Linked DNA regions of Homo sapiens: all the other regions are linked to region 1. The links are chromatin contacts, found by Hi-C in ENCODE. All regions are on one chromosome and are shown on one strand. The core of a region is the stretch at or near the end of the contact, and the rest is flanking DNA. Distances in the headings are between cores, read along the strand shown. Region 1 holds the start of HMX1 (H6 family homeobox 1). Region 2 holds the start of MSX1 (msh homeobox 1). Region 3 holds the start of LINC01097 (long intergenic non-protein coding RNA 1097).

Region 1 (2,700 bases), core at 175-2,674:
CCCCAGTCTCAAGCCCTCAGCAGGGAACAAAGGCAAGGAGGGGGAGGGGCAGAAAAAGAAGAGAGAGGGGTTGGACTGGGGGCCTCAGAACAGGCTCCCTTCTTGCCTGGCACAGCCCATGCCCCTCAAGGACCAAGAGGGAGACCCAGGCCCCTGCCCCAGGCTGTCTGCAGCGGGCACAGAGGAAACAGGACTCTGGGGGGGCACAGCTGCCATGTTAGATGGCTCCCCTCCCCGGCCCCACCCCCACAACACTGCACCCTCTGCTCAATGCCCCCTTTTATTTTTCCACGTCTGATGCTACTTTGTCTCCCTTTCCCTCCATCTCTTCCTCCTCTTTTCTCTCTCGGATCACTCTTGGGTTTCTTTTTCCTGCATCTTCCCCTCCCCCCACCCCATTCTCTCTCCCGCAGCACATTCCTTTCTTCCTCCATCCTCCCATTTTCTTTCTCAGCCTCTTTCGCCTTCTCCTGTATCTTTCCCTATCCTCTTTCACTCTCCTTTCTTTTTTCTTTGGCCTCCTGTTGTCCCCTGTCCCCAGCCTCCCTGGGACCGGAGGAGCCCGGCAATGGGTGAAGCTATGGCCTGCAAAACCTCCTCGTTAGCGGAGCTCCTGCCCCAGAGGGTGGGCCTCCAAACCAGCCCAACCAGGGGCTCCTGGGGGCCCCACAAGGCCCAGACGCCGTTCCACAGAAGGGAGAGGATGGCCCAGAACGGGCGGCGACGAGCCCGAAGTCCCCCAGCAAATGCGCAGGGAGGAAGTCGGGCCCCACCGCCTGACCCACCCTCCCCGCGCCCTCACTCACTGTCAGGACTGAGGCCGCCTCCATAGCCACCGTGCGCCCGTGGGTACCAGCGCGCTGCGCCTCCGCAGCCCAGAGCGAAGGGCGGCCCGGGACCGGGGGGCGGCCGAGGACCGAGGCCCAGCGCGCCCGGCCCGAGCAGCGCACGGGCCCGCGCCTCCCCGCCGGGCCCGGTGCCCGCGAGCAACTGTCGCCGCCGCTGTAGCCGTCGCCGCCGCGCCTGCTCGGCGTCCTCGTCTTCGGGGTCGTCGTCGTCCTCCTCCTCGTCCTCCCGGCTGCCGTCGCCCTGGGTCGCGCGCCCTGCGCCCTTGGCCTCGGCCGCCAGCAGGTTCTCGATGAGGAAGGAGGAGGCGCGGGCCGGCGTGGCGCGCCCGGGCTCCGTCAGCTCGTCAGGCATCGCGGCCGCGGGCTTCTCGGGCTCGGCCGGGCTCCTCGGTCCCCGCTGGGGATGGTGGCGCGCGGCTCCCGGGCGCACGCGCGGGCCGGCCCTGGAGCTGCTACCCGGACCGCTGGCGTCGGGCCCCGCAGGGCAGGCGGCGGCCTCCGCGCCGGGCTGGGCTGGGCCGGGCCGGGAGCGAGTGCGCGCCGACAGCTGATCGGGCAGCCGCCTGGCTCGCCTTTCAGGTCGCCGTTCTGGTCGCCGCCGGGGCGGCCTCACTGGGGGCGGGGAGGGGGAGGGGCCAGCAGGGGCGGGGGGTCGCGGGCTGGGCCGGGAGGGCGGCCCGCTGAGCCCCGAGGACGCTGCGCCGGCCCCGAGCGCGGCCGCTGCCGGGAGACGCTGCCCAGACCTGAGCGCGCGGGCAGCGGCGCAGCCGAGGGCGGGCGGCCCCGGGCGCAGGCGGGGGGTCGCGCCGGGTCCGATCCCGCGTGATCAGTTCCCCCGTCCCGCGCCACCCGCTCCGTGGGGGCGGGGCCTGGGCTGAGCGGCCACCCATTGGCTGTGGGGCCCCGATGAGGAACGGGCTGGCCAATCACCGTCCGGCCAGAGCCGTAATTACCCCGCTGCGAGGAGGGTGTTGGACCGACCGTGAGTAACTGTGTGTGTGCGCGCGCGTGGTGTGTGCACGAGTGTGCGTTTGAATGGCTGTGTGTGTGTGGAGGGCGGCGTGGAGACCCCGGGGCTCCCAAGAAACTGCAAGAGGCTGGGCCACATTTTTTTATTTAAGACTTTGTGTGTAATTTAAAAATGGGAACACTGCCAAAACAGGACTGCGAAATGTGGCATATCTTAATATTTGCACTTAAGGAAAGATGCTTTCAATGCCAACTGTAGTTCGGTAGAACTCTTCAGTTCCCGGGCTCGGTACCAGTATGTAAGGAAGTGCAACCACAGGGCTCCGCTGGCAGCCCGCTCGATGTTACCAAGCAGGTCTTCACCGCGCCAGCACCCCCACCGCCCGCTCCAGGGGAAGCCAGGGCCTTAGAAGGGGGTGGGAGCTTTTGGCCCAGCCTCTGCCCTGGGCGAAGGTCTTGGGGGCAGGCCCCTTCCCTCGTTGTGCCTCCGTTTCTTCGCTCTAAAGGGGTGGGGAGGTCCTCCCATATCTGCAGCGGGAAGTTCGGGAACATAACGCACCCTGGAGCTGTCTCCGTTCCGGCGTCGACTTCAGACTTACCTACATTAGGTCACTGCGCGGACGCGCGGGTTAAGCCGGCTTCACCCGATGCGAGTTATTTCGCAGAGATACATCCATCCTCCCAGGGCCAGCCCCGGGCCCCTCTCCACCCGAGTACCGCCCGCGTTCCCGGAGGTGACCGCAGGCCTGGGGCTTCCGCTTTGTTTAATTCTTCCAAAAAAGCACGGTGGAGGGAGCATCGCCCCCATTTTTCAGCGGAGAAAACTGACGGGAGAAGAGAGAAGAGACTCCCCCAGAGGGTAGGTGGCTCCGGCAAGCCTGGA
Region 2 (2,700 bases), core at 99-2,598, 4.0 Mb before region 1:
CCTGGAGATTAGAACCCCGCAGTCATCAATGGCAGGGCCGAGTGAGCCGCCAATCACCTCCGCTCACTCCCTGAGAGCCGCTGGCCTGGGCCGCAGGAGGAGAGGCCATAAAGCGACAGGCGCAGAAAATGGCCAAGCCCCGACCCCGCTTCAGGCAGATCTTGCATCTCCCCTGACCCCAACTCATTTTTTCTGTCTTTATTATTATTATTATTATTAACAGCAAACATTAAATCACGTTTTCTCCGAAATTGGCAAAAGAAGAGTTCTCAAGTCCCACACTAGAGTCCACCTCCAGGAACTTTCCTCTTTTCCCAGCCCCCTCCCCCAAATGTGCCTCTCCCCTCCAGGATCAGCGGCCCAGAGATAGGGACATGTCATTGTTTCCGAGGACGCGTTGTTTGAGGTCACCTTAAGGCCAGATCGGTGTTTCATTGACGATTCTGTTGGTTTTATTTCAGTAAGTTCTATATCAAAAGGATCTGGCAGCTCCTTTCCCCGCCCGGGCGCTATAGGTGTTGTGACCCTTGGGACAGAAGTTCAGAGCGAGGGTGGGGGGGGGGGAATACACATCGTGTATGAAAACCGACTGCAGATTCTAGATAATCTTACGTATTCTCACATCCTTGGCACTACAGGAAGCTAGCTTCTTCCCGCAAGGTTTACTCCAGCTCTAAGTTAGAGACAAAGGCCCACTTTTACCTCGAGGTAAAGTTTACAAGATTTCAGAACAGGAAGAAAATGAAGGTTTGGTTTTGTTTCGTTTCTTGAAAAGAAGTTAATAGTATGTCTTTCTCCTAGGATAAATAGCCATGCGTATTTTAAAAACTATATATAAAAGGAATGTGTAAGAAATAACCTCAACTCAAATTATTGTGGTAGAAGAAGAGGGGGGGTCAGACAGTGGAGGGGGGCACAGGGAAACCCAGCCACAGACTAAAGAGAAAGGTAAAAGAAGCAGTAGAGGAGAGAAACAAGGACGGGGAAAAAAAGAGGAGCGGAAAAGAGGGCTGAGGAGGGGAGGGGAGGGGAGGAGAGGAGGGCAGAAGAGAAGGAACGAGAACAAGGGAAAATCCCCCGGGAACACAGAAAGATAGAGACCCAGGGGACTCCCGCAGAGAGGGCCTCTTGGGCTTCAGCGCAGAGGAAAGTTTCCCGGGCACCCCCTCTCCTCCCCTGCCCTCCGCCGCCTGGGCCCTGCCCTGCGTGCCCCCAGGCCCAGCGCGCCTCCGGGCGAGTCCCCAGGAGCGCGGCCCAATGGATCGCTCCGGGCCCGCCCCCTCGCGCGCTGATTGGCCGCCGCCCCGCTGGCCTCGCCTTATTAGCAAGTTCTCTGGGGAGCCGCGGTAGGGCCCGGAGCCGGCGAGTGCTCCCGGGAACTCTGCCTGCGCGGCGGCAGCGACCGGAGGCCAGGCCCAGCACGCCGGAGCTGGCCTGCTGGGGAGGGGCGGGAGGCGCGCGCGGGAGGGTCCGCCCGGCCAGGGCCCCGGGCGCTCGCAGAGGCCGGCCGCGCTCCCAGCCCGCCCGGAGCCCATGCCCGGCGGCTGGCCAGTGCTGCGGCAGAAGGGGGGGCCCGGCTCTGCATGGCCCCGGCTGCTGACATGACTTCTTTGCCACTCGGTGTCAAAGTGGAGGACTCCGCCTTCGGCAAGCCGGCGGGGGGAGGCGCGGGCCAGGCCCCCAGCGCCGCCGCGGCCACGGCAGCCGCCATGGGCGCGGACGAGGAGGGGGCCAAGCCCAAAGTGTCCCCTTCGCTCCTGCCCTTCAGCGTGGAGGCGCTCATGGCCGACCACAGGAAGCCGGGGGCCAAGGAGAGCGCCCTGGCGCCCTCCGAGGGCGTGCAGGCGGCGGGTGGCTCGGCGCAGCCACTGGGCGTCCCGCCGGGGTCGCTGGGAGCCCCGGACGCGCCCTCTTCGCCGCGGCCGCTCGGCCATTTCTCGGTGGGGGGACTCCTCAAGCTGCCAGAAGATGCGCTCGTCAAAGCCGAGAGCCCCGAGAAGCCCGAGAGGACCCCGTGGATGCAGAGCCCCCGCTTCTCCCCGCCGCCGGCCAGTGAGTAGCCAGAACCCAGGCGCAGAGGGAGGGGGCCGGGTGGGGGCCGGGTGGGGTGTGGGACCCGAGGGCTCCTGGTGGCCTCCGGCGCCTGCGTACCTGCAGCCGGTGCTAGGGAGCCGTGGGCTGCAAGGCCGGGTCTTGCGCCTCCCTCCACTCCCACCCAGGAAGAAGGTTCCAGACCTCCTCGCCTTGGCCCAGAGACGCTGCGGGTGGGAGTTAACGGATAGGACACCGATGTCTGGGCACCCTGTCCTCCTGCCCCCACCAAACGACCTCAGGGGTCCATGATCCCTCATCTGATCCCAAACTCTGTTTCATCGGCTTCACCCCAGCGGATGAATGTGTGTGGTGCGGTATCTTCCCTGCACCCGGAGTTTCACTTTCTCGCAGTAGGAGCTGGTGTCCCCCAGCCCCTCTTCCCTTTCAAGTACCTCTTTGCCTAGAGGTTCCGAAGCTCCTACAGAATTCTACCTCCCCATGCCCTTTGAGTTTGAGGCAGATAGTTGGTGCTTTGGGCGGATGGATGATTCAGGGGTGGGGACATTCAGGTTCCAGTGGAGGGGGCGGGGCACCAAGTCAATTAGGGGAAGGCGCCCCCGCTAATCCTATGGGAAGCTCCCAAACGTCTAGGACTGAGCCATTAAA
Region 3 (2,700 bases), core at 47-2,546, 4.7 Mb after region 1:
CAATCAGGCATTGAGCAAGGAGGCCAGAATCTCTGAAACTGAGGAGGGTGAGCACGGAGCAACTGATGTGCCTTGCTGGGCCTTGTACCCTCCTTCCTGTCACCCCAGGTAGGAGGAACGGCCCTGGGTCCTCCGCCTTGCCTGTGAGGCCCGCCAGAGCTACCTGCACACTAGGATCTGCACTGTCACCAAGGAGTGGCACGTGGTAAATGAAGCCAGGATTAAAAGCCTTCCCTTTCAGGCTGCTGCCCCGGTCTCCACTGGAGACAAAAAAAAAAAAAAAAAAGCCATTTACTATTCACAGTAGGGAGTTTTGGAAAGATCATCTCCCTCTTCTGCAGATAGGAAGGAAGGGAAGAAGAGGCTGAGCAGGGTCTAGAAAGGCGGGTTCCATCCAGCCTTGTGTGCCTGATCATCTTTTAAGAGCTTGCTCTGTGCCATGCACCCACTCCAAAGGGCTTTAACTACGTTATCTCCTTTTATCTCCAAGCCAACCTATGAGTCTCCTTATTCCTTGGGGAGAATGAGGGCCTGAGTTTAGGGAACTCCTCCAAGGGTCTGGAAGCTGGGAAGAAGCAGAAGTGGAAGATAAGCCTGGCCCTGCCACCAAAGCCTGTTCACCACTCTGCCATTTGGAGCTGCAAGGCTTCAACCCACCAAGTCTTCTATCTGGCTTTTTCATGGTTCCTATGGGCCCTCAAATTCCACCTCTCAAAGGGCTCAGGAAAATGAAATGCGCTAAAGGTAAAACATTCAGCTCTGTGCCTGACATAACATTGATGCCCATTTAGTCACTTACTCTCTCCGGGCCTCATTTTTCTCCTGTGTAAATGGTACCCTTATCGCTGCCTGGGGAAACCAACGCACGTGTGGCCCGCGCTGAGTAGTTTGGAGCCAGACAGACTAGGTTCGAACCCCAGCTCCACCGGAAATAGCCGCGGCCAGGGTAGTGTTGATCCCCAAAGTGGGGTAATGGAAGTTGAGCTGCTGGAAGGAATGAATGAAATAATTCATGGAAAGCACTTACTGCAGGACAGGAAAGCGATTAGGCGCTAAATAAAGCGCTGGTTACCAGGATGCAAAGATTGGCCCGCACAGGCTTGGAGGTTTGCTGCCCAGGGAGAAGGAGAAGCAGCTCTCAGGCCCTTTCGGCAACTTCTCGGCTTCCCTTGCATCTCTGAACGTTAGTGATCCGGACCTCAGATCCGGTTTCCGAGGGCGCCAGGGTCCTAGGGCTGAGGTCCATTCAAATGCTTAGGCGACTCTGCCGCAGGCCTCCGGAAGAGGCCCGGTCGTTAAGAAAGGGGGCGGGGTAAGGAGGAACGGCTAGCACCTAGAGCTGGGGCCTGGCCTCTGCCCCCACCGCCCTGCCTTTGGCAACCAGCGAATCAGGACTGAAACGTAGGGACACAGAGGGACAGAGACTAAGTCCAGGATAGCGACGATCAGTCAGGCAGACATGGAGACAGAGAGATAGTGACATGGCCTTAGGATCGGCAGCCACGAAAAGCGCTCTTACAAACATCTGATATTCCAGTGACCTTCCTTCACTAACTCCCTAAATAATACTGCGCCTCACAGGCGCTAATCCGCAGCATATTTTATTTTTCTTTTGGCACTGCCATTTCTTGTCTCCCACTAGACTGTAAACTCCACCAAGCGGGCAATCTTTCTTCTCTGCATCCCTGGCACAGAGTAGGCTTTCAGCTACTTTTGCTGAATATCTGAGCACTAAATAAATGAACGAGCAAAGAAAGAAGGAAAGAGAGAACAGACAAGGATTTCACAACAAAGATTTTTCTCTTTAAAGAAATCTCTGTTTACGCATTTCCTCGGAGCTCATTGTTGAGATTTTCCCCTGGCTGGCCACCTTTTGAAGGATAGGACTCCAATTCTCCTTCCTGCATCCTGTGGCCACCTTCCCAATGTGTGCTTGGCTTGAATTCTCCTCAGGCCTGAGCCCTGACAGCAGGGCTCAAGCCTCTTATAAATGAGACAAGTGTATTTAGGAAGTGCCTCACTGCAGGCAGTATTTCATGGAAAACAATTAATAATATAAATAAAATATTAGACATCTTAGGAAAGAATTGTTTTTAAAAATTCTTCTGCAGATTCTTTTGGACAGAGGGAATGCCCTGGAAAATGAAGCTCCCCCTCAATGTATTTCTTTTCTAAACCTTAAAAGCCTATATATTGAATTTATTTTTAAACCACAATTGCAGTTGCAGATGGGATACACATAACCTATTACTTCAAAGAAGGTTTCCAGTGGGGGCTGACTTCTCACTGTTTGGGCTGTTGTTACAGTCTCTCCACACTTTCTGTCCACCTCTTACCATCTTCGTAAATATATTTTTTAAATGGTACATGTCCTTGTTTAACTTTGCAAAACTTATTATCAGCTAGGCTACAAGTATTTAGTGGTGCCAAATACTCAAGAAGCATGTAATTCTTTCACTACCCCATCTTTGTATTTGGAAACGGAGGTATTCATTTTTTCAGCAAAGAACTGTGAACTAGGTCTTCAGGAAAGCCTGGCTCCAAATCCACCTCTGTTTCAATGGGGATTTTTCAGGAGGAAGCTTTCATTGCCTTCCCTCTTGAGAGTATCAAAAAGATGTCAGGCCTGAGTCACTGGGTTCAGCTTTTCCAAATGATTGCTCCTGGACGAGTCATCAGCTTCTTTTGCCTCTCTGACTC

Evidence for each region. A loop is a pair of places that touch in the nucleus more often than their neighbours do. Pooled maps may share reads with other maps.
Region 2: a loop to region 1 is called in a map of dorsolateral prefrontal cortex, with 8 times the contacts of the local background. The contact joins the promoter of MSX1 here to the promoter of HMX1 in region 1. A Hi-C loop is called at or near these places in 1 of 168 maps with a recorded cell type or tissue (dorsolateral prefrontal cortex), 4 of 37 single-sample maps with no recorded cell type and 5 of 50 pooled maps.
Region 3: a loop to region 1 is called in a map of naive thymus-derived CD4-positive, alpha-beta T cell, with 16 times the contacts of the local background. The contact joins the promoter of LINC01097 here to the promoter of HMX1 in region 1. A Hi-C loop is called at or near these places in 1 of 168 maps with a recorded cell type or tissue (naive thymus-derived CD4-positive, alpha-beta T cell), 1 of 37 single-sample maps with no recorded cell type and 1 of 50 pooled maps.

Annotation. Positions count from the first base shown.
Region 1 is chr4:8,870,415-8,873,114 of GRCh38, forward strand. HMX1 (H6 family homeobox 1) reads right to left here and starts at 1,425. Exons shown (of 2, transcript NM_018942.3): 1 at 807-1,425. The coding sequence starts at 1,200.
Region 2 is chr4:4,858,317-4,861,016 of GRCh38, forward strand. MSX1 (msh homeobox 1) reads left to right here and starts at 1,349. Exons shown (of 2, transcript NM_002448.3): 1 at 1,349-2,052. The coding sequence starts at 1,584. RefSeq lists silencers at 1,171-1,230, 1,251-1,490, 1,501-1,940.
Region 3 is chr4:13,530,121-13,532,820 of GRCh38, forward strand. It overlaps LINC01097 (long intergenic non-protein coding RNA 1097), which reads right to left and starts at 1,297. Exons shown (of 4, transcript NR_034054.1): 1 at 1,028-1,297.